Regions from separate parts of the Homo sapiens genome. Here region 1 is linked to region 2. Evidence: chromatin contacts called from ENCODE Hi-C data. All regions are on one chromosome and are shown on one strand. Each heading gives the region's core, a stretch centred on a gene start or an enhancer-like site at or near the end of the contact. The rest is flanking DNA. Distances are from core to core; before and after follow the strand shown.

Region 1 (6,383 bases), core at 68-2,567, 430 kb before region 2:
TGCTAGGACAGTGATACGCAGAAGAAAAAGACAGGCAGTAGCTGGTGAAAGGGAATGCTGAGTTCTCCCTTGTGAATAGGGACCCCCCCGACCCCCCAACACACACACACACACAGACGGCCACGCTGCTAGGCTTCTCACAGTCTCCCACCCTGAGCAACCCTGGGGATTTGCTGCTAATGCAAGGAACAGTGCCTAACACAGGCTCCCAGTCTCTGCTTGTTTAAAGATGCATGAGATTCAGAATCAATCACTAAAGTAACTGGATTTACGCCACAGCAAATAGAACTGGGAGTATGTTCTGTAAAGATGAAAACCTGTGGGACTTGTGAGACTTTGGATTTTGGCCACTTGCGCTGGTGTGCCCTGTGGCAGCTGAATGAGTGCCAAACATGGGGGGCTGACAGTGGCCTGGCCTTGAGATGGCCGGACCCGGACCAGCAGGTGTGACTCATTTTCCCTGCCCTGCCTGGAAAGGGGTTCGAGGTATTTACCACCTTCCCAGTAGTGATGAATACACAGAAAGTAACATCCCTAGGTCATTCTGAGCTCCTTAAAATGGAAAATAAGAGGCCGGACACGATGGCTCACGCCTGTAATCCCAGCACTTTGGGAGGCCAAGGAGGGTGGATCACTTGAGGTCAGGAGTTCGAGACCAGCCTGGCCAACATGGCAAAACCCCGTGTCTACTAAAAATATAAAAATTAGCCGAGCGTGGTAGTGCACGCCTGTAATCCCAGCTACTCAGGAGGTGGAAGCAGGAGAATCGCTTGAACTCGGGAGGCGGAGGTTGTAGTGAGCTGAGATCATGCCACTGCACTCCAGCCTGGGACAAGAGCGAAACTCCGTCTCAAAAAAAAAAAAAAAAAAAAAAAAAAACAGAAAATGAGAAACTTTCCCCAAACAGTATTACACGGTGACTTGGGCAAAACTGACTCTCCACCAAGAGACACTTGACTGTAGTTTTCCTGGCAGGGAGAGCATCTTTGAGGTCTCTAGTGGCCCAATCTGTTGCCCTCAGATTACCTGGTGTCATGTAGGGTGGAGGACAGCTGTTGTTTGCCATGCGTTCCTGACAGAAATAACCCTTCCAGTCATTCACCATGAGCCTGACTGGTAGAGACTTTAGCAATGGGGAAATACCGTAGACTGTTCCATCAGGACAATGCTGGGCCTGCAGTCCCCAGGGGGCACCCACTTACTTAGCCAAACCCCAGACGTTTCATTTAAAAGCAGAAGTGAAAGGAAGACCAGGTTCCTGAAAGGGTTATTCTGACTTAATCTGGCTATAAAAATGCTATTGGCTGTTATTTGGCATGGCCAAAGTGCACCCAGAATGTCTTCTCTCTCCATTCAGTGCACGCGTTACTTTGGCTAAAAGGAGGTGAGCGGCACTCTGCCCTTCCAGAGCAAGCATGGAGCAACAGGATCAGAGCATGAAGGAAGGGGTGAGTGTGTTGCTCAGGGAAAGGGGCCAAGAGCAGGCTTGGCTGCCAGGGCCTGTGCAGCCTTCCTGGAGAGTCGCTGGGGGGCTCCTGGTGTTGCAGAGGGAACTCTGTGTTGGGAGGGATTATGGTGGGGAGAGGGGGAAAGTCTTGTCCAGCAGGTGGTCTTTTATAGGGAGGAGAGAGGTTTAGAGACAAGTGCTCTGTGGAAATCATTCTACTGGAACAGCCTTTAACAGCAGGATCTGTAACTGAATGGAAGAGACCCAAAGGATTCATTTGTCCCAACTTGAACCAAACATGTTAGCTGCAAAATCCTTCTATGGTTGGTGAGATGTTTCGCTCTGCTTTCGTTTTGCTTTTGGCTTCAGGGCAGTTAATTTTTTCAGCAAGTAACATAGCTGAGCTGCATGAAAGCAAGATAAACTCAGAAAAGGCGTTGCTTGATTTGAATTTAGTTCAGATCTGTCACGTAGGTTTCCTGCCTTTTAGATCCTGAGGCTCCCTTGTTTTAGAGAGGAAAGATTTTCATGGACTCCTGCAACGTAATTGCAGTTTACTTTCTAGATTCCCTTGATTGAGGAAAATGCATAATGTCAGAAAAGTAACACTGACTTATTAACACTTTATAAGAATTTGCATTTATTCATCACAATAGCATCTGCTTATATTTGGAGTGGAGGAAGGATAGTGCACATTTTTGCAAAACAGCATTTGTTCAGGCATGGATGTGAGACCCTCACCATAGGCAGACTGGAAACATGCTCTGTAGCACATAGATTAAGAGTGGGTCTTGGGAGGCTGAGGTGGGTGGATCACCTGAGGTCAGCAGTTCGAGACCAGCCTGGCCAACATGGTGAAACCCCATCTCTACTAAAAATACAAAAATTAGCCAGGCGTGGTGGCAGGTGCCTGTAATCCCAGCTACTCAGGAGGCTGAGGCAGGAGAATCACTTGAACCTGGGAAACAGAGGCTGCAATGAGCTGAGATCACGCCATTGCACTCCAGCCTGGTCAACAAGAGCGAAACTTCATCTCAAAAAAAAAAAAAAAAAAAGAGTGGGCCTGGGAAGTAGAAGCCCCCAGGATTCATTCCTGCTCCATCCTATTCTAGCTGTGGGACTTGGGTAAGTTCTTTAACTCTTCAGTGCCTCAGTTTTCTCATTTGTAAAATGGGAGTAATAACCATACCGCCTCATAGGGTGCTGGAGCAATTAAATGAGATAATGCATGTAAAGTACCTGGCACAGAGTGAGTTCCCCGTAAATGTTACTACTTTTCTTTCTCTCTCTCTCGCTTTTTTTTTTTTTTTTTTTTGACACAGAGTCTTGCTCTGTCACCCAGGCTGAAGTACAGTGGTGCGATCAAGGTTCACTGCAACCTCCACCTTCTGGGCTCAAGCGATCCTCCCACCTCAGCCTCCCAAGTAGCTGGGATTACAGGCATGCACCACCACACCCGGCTAATTTTTGTATTTTTAGTAGAGATGGGGTTTCACCATGTTGGCCAGGCTGGTCTAGAACTCCTGACCTCAGGTGATCCGCCCGCCTCGGCCTCCCAAAGTGCTGGGGTTACAGGTGTGAGCCACCGCGCCCGGCCATCGTAAATGTTACTACTTTTCAATCATTCTTTAGGCTGGTTTCTCCACCTCCGCGTGATTTCCATTTGGCACTGGCTAACGCTTCGTTGTAGGGGCTGTCTTGTGTGTTATAAGATGTTTAGCCGCGTCCCTGGCTCTACCTTCTAGACGCAGTAGCTCCCTCCCCCAGGAGTGACAACCGATGTCCCCGAGAGGGCAGAATCCACTCCCAGCCCTCAACTGAGAGGCACTGCTTTGGAGTCTACTCAGCCCCTTCGCTTGGGTCATCTTGTTTGTCTTACAACTAAGAAAGTGTTAGACAAATCAAGTGTCATCACCTCCATTTTATAGAAAAGAAACGGAGGTGATGAGGACTTAGGTGTTTGGGGTCCAGGGAGGTCCTCCGCTGTCCAGAGAAAGGCACAACTGCCACGTTCCCCACGTCCACCAAGTCCAGCTGCAGAAAGGAATGGAAACACCCCCACGTGGCAGGCCCTGAAACTGAGTAACACATTGCGAAAGGAAATGATTCAGATGGCCACATGCGAGAGGCATGGGCTGACCCAGCTGCCTGCTGCCTCAGCCCTCCAGGGAAGGAAGCCTCCTCTGGGCCAGAGGGATGAAGGTGGGGATGGGCTTCCCGCTCCTGAGAGCAGCCTGCCCCTTGGGGAGAAAGCTGGGGCGTGCTGGGCTTCCCAAAACACTCTGAAGGAAGCGATCCCAATGGTCTGTAAGAATCCGGGAAATCATTAAGTGCAGCCGAGAGGGGAGGTAGGAGCCAAGGAGAAATGCGGGGGCAGGCGAAGGCTACAGAGGCTGCGCGGTCCGGGGAGGAGGGCGTCTGGCAGTATGGAGCCAGCTGCCTGCCCCTCAGTGGTTGTGTGGCAGTGGCCTCACTGGCCTTTTCTCTTCTTTTTCTTTCTTTTTCCTTTTTTTTTTTTTTTAATTTTGAGACAGGGTCTTACTCTGTTGGCCAGGCCAGAGTGCAATGGTGGGATCATAGCTCACCGCGGCCTTGAAGTCCGGGGCTCCAGCAATCCTCCCACCTCAGCCTCCCGAGTAGCTGGGACTACAGGCATGTAGCACCACCCTTGGCTAATTTTTAAATATTTTGAAGAGACGGGGTCTCACTATACCCAGGCTGGTCTTGGGCTACTGGGCTCAAGTGTGCCTTCTGCCTCAGCCTCCCAAAGTGCTTGGATTGTAGGCCTGAGCCACTGCACTCAGCCCTGCTTTTCTCCTATGTAGAGGGCAAACACTGACATCTATCAGATGTGCACCAAGGACTTTCTGCCAGGAAGAAAAGACTGTTGGTCTGAAAGAAAAAAAAATAAAATGGATTAGGAAAAGAAAAAGGTACAACAAGGTATTTTACAACTACATAAGAATTGAGGGCCAGGTGCAGTGGCTCTGGCCTATAATCCCATCAGTTTGGGAGGCCGAGGCAAGCGGATTGCTTGAGCCCACAAGTTTGGGACCAGCCTGGGCAACATGGCGAAACTTGGTCTCTACAAAGTGTACAAAAATTAGCTGGGCATGGGGACCGTGCCTATAGTCCCAGCTGCTCTAGAGGCTGAGGTGGGAGGATCGCCTGAGCCTGGGAGGTAGAGTTTGCAGTGAGCAGAGATAGTGCCACTGCGCTCCAGCCTGCGTGACTCCAGCCAGAGTGAGATTCTGTCTCAAAAAAAAAACAAAGGATTGTTGAATAAAGTTCCCCACCTCAATAAAAAGATGCCGAAGTGCTTTGGAAAATAAAGACACATTTTTGTGGAGTGGCTCCACCAGCAACTAGTTGAGTATCCTAGAGCAACTGACACCCCTCTGTGCTCTCCGGGTCCTCACTGATATTCATTTGTAATTAATGGATTAATTAACCCATTTGTAACACCTACTACAGACCAGGCATGGTCCTAAGTGTTCTATACCAGTGAACTCATTTATTCCTGTGGTGGTATCATTATCCTCAAAAAAAAATTTTTTTTTTGAGGCAGGGTCTGGCTCTATCACCCAGGCAGGAGTACAGTGGCACAATCACGGCTCATTGCAGCCTCCTGGGCTCAAGAGATACTCCTGCCTTGTTTTTAAATTTTTTCGTAGAGACGAGGTCTCACTATGTTGCCCAGGCTGGTCTCAAACTCCTGGGCTCAAGCCATCCTCCTGCCTCGGCCTCCCAAAGTGCTGGGATTATAGGCATGGACCACCAGGCCAGGCCCATTATCCCCATTCTAAAGGTGAAGGAACTGAGAAGCTCAGGGAGTTGCCCAAGGCCACACAGCCCAGCAGAGCCAGGCTTCGAGCCCACACTCCTGGGCTCCAGAAACTGTGCTCCAAACCACCGCAGCGGCTGACGATGCTCATCTCTCCCTGCCCCTCCCACTACCTGTTTGTGAAACTGAGTTCAACAGTGTGATAAAGTGACATAGCTTGAAGTACTGATCCTCCATGAGCGCTAACTACTCCGGGGTGTTTGCATTCTGACTGCAGATTCCTAACAAGGAAAAGCTTTGAACTGAGAGAATGTCTCTCTGACAACAGAAACTTCAGGATGGATTTCTAAGGGAGATGGTTTGGGCTTCCTTCCCAGTGACCTTGAATCGTACCCTGTCAGAAGGTCAGCCTTGAGGATTGTCAACCTAAAAAAAGAAACTGTAGCAAAATGAATGTAGAGAGTGTACTGGGGCCAAGGTTGAGGACTGTAGCCCTGGGAAACACTGGGAAGTACTTTGGAGAGCATAGGAGAAGTTCAAGTTTTTAAAGAAAAAAGGACAAATCAGGAGAGGAGTGATTACAAACGGTGTTTGTTAGGAATTCTCACTGGTTTAGAGAAATGACATTGATTTAGTGATAGGCTATACATTTTTTTTTTTTTTTTTTGAGACAGAATCTTGCTCTTGTTGCCCATCCTGGAGTGCAATGGTGTAATTTCAGCTCACTGCAACCTCCACCTCCCGGGTTCAAGCAATTCTCCTGCCTCAGCCTCCCGAGTAGCTGGGATTACAGACGTGTGCCACCATGCCCGGCTAACTTTTGTATTTTTAGTAGAGACGGGGTTTCACCATGTTGTCCAGGCTGGTCTTGAACTCCTGACCTCGTGATCTGCCCACCTCGGCCTCCCACCAAAGTGCTGGGATTACAGGTGTGAGCCACCGCGCCTGGCCTACATTGTTGACTGTAGAGTATGCGCTGTGGTGTCCGGTGTATGGCATTGTTAGGCTAATTTACTGCTACTTGGTGGCAACACTCAGTGTAGAGTCCACATAGCAGGCAGATGACTTAGCTCACGTGGGAATAAGATGTGACTGCTGCTGTATTTCAGTGCTTTGCTGGCCCGGTCATTTAAAGGGGTACACATCCCCCAA
Region 2 (6,619 bases), core at 1,035-3,534:
TTCTTATTTTCAGTCACATTATAGTGAACTTTTAGTTATGGATTACATTAGTTAACTTTTAATTTCTTCTGTTTCTTTTGAAATTTTATTTCATCTTTTAGTTGATTGCCTTTTCATGTATATTAGGAAGTTATTCAAATTCCACGTATGTGAAAGACAATTCTTTAGCACATAAAAACTTATTACTTCGTGAGGATAGAGGAAAGAGAAAATACTAAAGTTATTCTAATTAGAGAAATGGGAAGTGATATTTGAGACAAATTAATCATATCTTTTTTGATTTTATAGGGAAAGGATCATTAAGTATCATGAAACCTGTACTGTAGTTGTTCTCTGCACCAAGCATTGGCCACAGATTGGCATCCCATGGGAGTTGGTTAGAAATGCAGAATCTCAGATTCCGCCCCCAATCTGCTGAATCAAAATCCATGTTTTATATAATAAGATGTCCAGGTGATTTAAACACACGTTTAGATTTGAGAGTCACTAATCACTCATTAGTGCTTCCCAGTCTTTTTCAAGCTAACGCAGATATAAAATGAGTCCATTGCATGAGGTGAGAGGATTAGTACCCAGCATGCTTGTCACTTACCTGTGGCAGACTACAAATTAGGCAGATCAAAAATTAGAGAAAAAATATGTGATTTCATGGCTTGAGATTTTGACGTTAAAATATGATGCATGCAGTTCAAGAAGAACAGAGGTGGCTGCAGAATTACATTCTGGCCAAATTATTGGGAATAATTTGCATCTTCTAAAGTGCCTGATTGCAAAGGGCACTGTGAACTTGGCTGTAAATAGTAAGGGAGCTACAACATGGGTGACAACCAGTTTTAAAGCACCTTCTATCTACTGGATTTGCTTTGAGTGTGTAATTTCTAGTCCTTAGAAAATTCCTATACAACCTAGACATTGTTTCCCTGCTGTACAGATGAGGAAACAAAGACATGGAGGCCAAAGTCACACAGCTGGTTTGTAAAATGGTATGGGCCTGTGAGAACTGGTTAAAGCCAAGAATGAACGGACATTTGCATAAAACCCTGAAGAGAATACAAAAAACAAATAACCTGTGTGGAAGAAAAAAGAAGAGATAGACTGATTTCTTCGAAAATGCAAGTGATATAATTACTTTGCTCTTTTTCTCTTTTCTCCTTTTACTCCTAAAATTATTTATAGCTCTCCTGTTGCCAAAAATTGTATGTCTAGTCAGGCACAGTGGTGAGCATCTGTAGTCCCAGCTCCTCAGGAGACTGAGTTGGCAGGATCACTTGAGCCCAGAAGTTTGAGGCTAGCCTGGGCAACATAGTCCATAAGGAAACTATGGGAAGTAAGCTGAGAAGGTGAGTAGTAAATTGTTCAAGAATACATAGGCTAATGGTGATTACTGGATTTTGAACCCTAAGTAACTGAAAGAGAAATACACATTTTTCTATGATCTAATAAAAAGCAAGCATGTTGTATGCATGAAAAGTTTTTTGATGCAAGGTGGTGTACATTGATCACATAACACAAAGGGCAATGTGTTGTTAGAGTGGCTCACATAATTACAGGCTTCCCCCATAATGGTTGGGAAGCTGGAAAAAAGCCTCCAAAACCTACTTGGAACGAGAGCGTTCAGGTACTTGGTTGGCGGGAACTACTGACCGTTCCAACCACATGCTATAACTGGAATAGGGCCCTTCAGGATCTTCCTGTCCTTGCTGTCACTCAGCTCAAGATTCACAGTTCCAAAAGAGTAAATATAGTATGTCTACCTTGAATTGCATGCACATGTCTTGTATAAAAAAAGACAGAAACCTGGATTGATTGCTTTCCCAAGCCTGCACATGATGGGGCTAAAGTTATTCCCCACAATGAGCTTGGGAAGCAGTTTGGTAGGGGAAATAGATGTGGGCTGGCCATGAGACCTTGTTATTGCATATGGATATTTAGCAATAGTTTGTTTTGCTTTGTGTGTGATAGGTAAGTAAATAGAACAGTGAGGTCAATAGAATGTGCACTTTATGCTGGTTCATGTGCAACTTTTGCTAGGCAAGAGGAGTGTGACCAGATGGAATAGAATTATAATATATACTTTAATGGTATAATGTGGGATTGTATTTTAGCAGGAAAGGAAAAAAATAGGTGAGAATTTAAACTTTCACTCTGGCTGTTGCATCAGCAGGAGCTTTCTCATTTCTATTGAAAATGAAATGAAAAATGAACACCTGTCCCCTGGGGTTCCCTCCCCAGAGAGGCACACGCTAACATTATGCTCTGTGGCAGGTTGCCCTGTCTGCTGTGCTCACCTTCACAAAAACCCCCAGATTACTGCATTGTTTTGGTGCCTTCAAGCCAGCATCTGTTGTTTTCATGTATTCTCAGTATCACCTTTGGCAGCGTGCAGCCACTCTTGGGTAACTGCCTGGGTTTCTTATTTCTTAAGTATTGATTTTTAACAAAATAGCCATCTGATTTCAGAGTTGCATAGGGTTTGAGTAGTCTGCTTTTTACCCTGTATTTTACGTAAGTCCTTTCATTTTTAGTGAACATTTTTGCTGAATATGTGGTCTTCCCAGTAACATATATTGTGTTATAGCAGAAATATCTACATAAGAAGCAGTGAACCACAGTGTGTTCAAAAACTGTGTTCCAGAGGAAACAGAAATGTTCTTTAGGTGGCTGTTTAAAAATTGGGCTCAATAATGAGCAAAAACATGTTGAAAGGTCAATCTTTGAAGGTATTTTTATGAGCAATTAATGATCAGATTCAGGAATGCAGCCTGGTGATGACCTACTCATGGATTCCACTCTTCTACCTCTTAACTTTCCACCTTCCTGGGGCCAATTGATCCAGAAATTGTTTGAGCCCACTAGGATTTTCAATTCTTGGATCCCCCCACCTTTCACAGTCACTCACACCCATGGCATCTTCCATTTCCATTTCTGTTGTGTGTCTTTTTCCATGCTGGTTGGTTCCAGCAGGACAGGGATCTTTTTCCCCGATGTATCCCAGGTACTTGGAAAAGTGTCTAGCACATTCTAGGCACTTACTCATTCCCTAGATACCTATTAGCGCAGGCAGAGTTAGCTGCTAGATGTGAGTGCTTAGCCCTAGGTGCCTCTCTTGGGTAGCATTGTCTCAGCTGTTCTTCCTTTAGCAGTTGAGTAGGAGACATGTGCACAGAGCAGTTGATGGGAGGACTTTTTGGGAAGAGTCCTTAAGATTGATATTTATATGCAGAAATGACTGTCCAGAAGGTTTACCTAGGTTTAAAAAAATTGATATTCAATTTGTTAAAGTTGCAAATTGAAGGACACTGTTACACTTTTTAAAAAATTCAGCTTATAAATCTCATTTATAAATTAAACATTTTAATCACTTTTAAGGGATTTTGAATTACAAATTAGTCTTGTTTATAAACTCGTTAATATCTTCAACATTTAAGCTTGCCTTTACTAATTTAATATTTGGTTTCTATTTTTAAAAAGTCTATTAACACAAACCTCAAGTACTTAACTCTTCTTATAAGTTAATTAGACTTACAAGTGAAACAGCCCTAAAAAATTCTCTTAGATGTTTCAGTGTTGTGCATAAACTTCCTTAGGTTTCATCTTGACCACAAATCTGAATCAGTTACACAGAGGGAGAAAGGACAGCATAATCTAGTACCCCACTGCTGGTGGGTTAACGTGGAGTAGAGGACAGCCTCTGTGCCTTTGTCTTTTCATCAATAAAATGGGGATAAGAGTACCTACCTCCAGAATTGTGATGGGGATTAAATAAGTATATACACAAGCACATAGGTGCGGAACTCAGAAAGGGCCAGTCCTATATTAAAATCCTTGTTAAGTGTTACTGTTTTAGATTGGGGTTTTAGATTGGGGTTACAAGGCCAGTTTCTAACAGACCAAATTCTTTCAACTATAAAATTATTTAAAATATAAAATATATCCTGATTTTTTGACCCCCAAAATGTTAATACGATACTTTTGATTCTGTTAAATCCTTCTGCACTTTTCTAGATCTTCACAGAGATAAAAGATGTATATTAAGTTAAGGAAGTGAACTGCCACCCTAGTTAATTTGATTACTTAATTTTTAATCCTCCTTGGTTTGAAAGATAGTTGCTAAGTCTCCATTATCAAAACTCCAAAAGGGGATGGCTCCTGGCCTCACGTGATCTAATTCTGAATGAGGAAAGACAGTGAATTACTTAAGGTGTCGCCATGATAAACTAGGGTAAATCATGAATATTTTCAGAGATGTTACTGCCTCACAGTTGTATGATATGTTCTGTGAGTCTTATTGGTTGGTTGTAAAAGCAAGCTGACAGCCTTCAGAAGACCTTCTTTGTTCAGCACAGAACCTGGAGGTACTTGATTAATTCAGTAGTGTGTGGAGAGAAACAGTGGGGCAAGGAGTTCTTTGGTTTGACTCTCCAAGCCAGATGCTAAAATCAGTCCGGAGGACTGTGACAGAGTTCCAATCACAGTGCAACAAGATTTATATTTACCTAGAATCTAATTGGACTGAGATTTCCTGCAGTTATATTAAAATCCTCTGTCCTTTTTTCTTAGTGAGCAAGCATTTGAACTCCTAAGCTCTGGAGATTTAGCTTTAGCTGGCTCAATTAATTGTTAAATGTTCCCCTTATTATAATTATACATAGATGCCTTACTTTGTAGTAGCTAAGAAAATTGCTGAAAGAGTTGTTTAATCTGTTATACTCTATCAGTTTTGTAAAAAGCTCTGTTTAAAGGGAAACTATTTTCATTTGAAGTGGCATGGTGGTATTTGAGTTGGATAACGTAATTTAAATGGAAATGCAGGAATTTGGCTCTTTTTCTTGACAGAGATTGGCTTGTATTTGACATTGACCCATGTGTTTGTCATCTTTCCAGATATTGCCTTCTATTTATTCTGACAGCTTCACCAGCTGAGAAAACCAGACTTTCCAAAATTAAAAATACTGTCTATGAAGATGGAGCAGTGTATTTTGTTTGTTAAATTACTTTAAAATGTATGTGGACAAGAGTGATTTGTTGTTTTAAAAAGTTTTAAATACTGCAGAATAGATGGCTGTGCATGAATTTTACTTTGGAGCTATGTGAATACCCTAAATACTAGAAAAAGTGAGGATAAATGCTTCACTATTTTACTCCTTCCTTAGTATTAGTCTGAGTTTTATAATGCGTATTGTAAGTACCAGAGATAGATGGGAGAAGGTAAGTTAGTCACTTCATTCTTTTAAGTGAATGCTTAAATGCCTGGAAATGGGTAAATTTCTAGTCACTTTACCAAGTCCATTGAATTCATACATAATGACTATTTGTCATTATATATGCATTAAATATCCAGTACCTTTAAGTCTTTTTCATTATTTCACCATTAAAAATGTACTCAAGCTAATTAGGCATCATAGTATATGTTACATATGAAAGATACTCCACCACTGTTCACTCATTTAACCCCTAAATGTGTTTTCTGACTTACATCTCTAGATTTCCCTATTCAGTTATGTTTGCAAGGAATGCCTTTTCAGTTATGTACAGAGTGATAGTGTAATGTGTAAAATGATAAACCAAACTTTAAAAGGCAAAGGTACAGTTTTATATCCCTTTGAAGGCTGCAGGCATTGTTCTGGCTTTCTTTGTGTTGGACAGATGTTGATACTTGACAGATGGAGTGTTAGTGTCTCACTGTAGACTGATCAATAGAGATTCATATAGTTTAAAAAAAAAAGTTGGGAGGGGAGCTTTGATTATAGTTATACCTCTCTTTTAGAAAGGGAAAGTGGAGTGAGTTTATGATACAGATTTTTAGCATAATTTCAATATGTTGTTTTTTATTCTTTTTTTTTCTGAGACAGGGTCTTACTCTGTCACCCAGGTTGGAGTGCAATGGTGCAATCTCTGGCTCACTGTACCCTCCACCTCCCAGGCTCAAGCAGTCCTCCCCACTTCAGCCTCTCAAGTAGCTGGGATCACAGGTGCATATCACCATGCCTAGCTGTGCTTTTTATTCTTAATTTTTTCATTAACATTTTAATTTGGGCTCTATTTGTAAAGCTCTGTATAACTTGGCTCTAAAGCAGGCTATCATTATTATTAGACAGTATTTAGTTTTTAGACTTTACTTGTCCTGGCCATCCCATTGTGCTGGTATTATAAAACATAGCTACTGTGCAGTTACCAAATTGATTGTGGCAATGTTAGTAATACTGTGTATAATTATAATTTTTCCTTTTTAGTAGAGGGAAAGGAAATGTCACAAAAAGGTCTCACCTGGTATGCTGTATTTTTACATCCTTAGGAACAGTTTAACTGAAAAGTAGTAGTTTAATTACCACTATTTCACAGCATAGAAATACACATAAGGTTTTGAAGTTTGCATCTGGTAATTACTCTGTTAGCACTCAGACTTGGGGAGATGATATTTCTTCCTTGCAAGGAGTTATATAACTCAGTTTCTAACTAGACAATGGAGACTTGATTTCCAGTTTATTCTCTGGACTGGCTGGAAGATATTTGGTTGGAGAAAAACTCGGAGCTATCTTTCAGGGTTATAAACCAGAATGATTTTGAAGTCTGCAGCAGCTATCCCCAAAATAGATATTTGGCATCATGGAGCGCAAGC

What was found. Hi-C counts contacts between places; a loop is a spot of excess contacts on that map. Pooled maps may share reads with other maps.
Region 1: a loop to region 2 is called in a map with no recorded cell type, with 5 times the contacts of the local background. The contact joins the promoter of SLC2A5 here to the enhancer-like site in region 2. A Hi-C loop is called at or near these places in 3 of 37 single-sample maps with no recorded cell type and 2 of 50 pooled maps.

Annotation. Positions count from the first base shown.
Region 1 is chr1:9,064,569-9,070,951 of GRCh38, reverse strand. SLC2A5 (solute carrier family 2 member 5) reads left to right here and starts at 1,317. Exons shown (of 12, transcript NM_003039.3): 1 at 1,317-1,448. The coding sequence starts at 1,416.
Region 2 is chr1:8,639,381-8,645,999 of GRCh38, reverse strand. All of the region lies in intron 2 of RERE (arginine-glutamic acid dipeptide repeats), which reads left to right. Among named protein-coding and RNA genes, the nearest start is that of SNORD128, 150 kb to the right of the region's middle. RefSeq lists a silencer at 2,222-2,351. Within about 2 kb of position 2,284, at least 5 of the 41 ENCODE cell types and tissues checked have a DNase peak (open chromatin) inside an H3K27ac peak, as active enhancers do.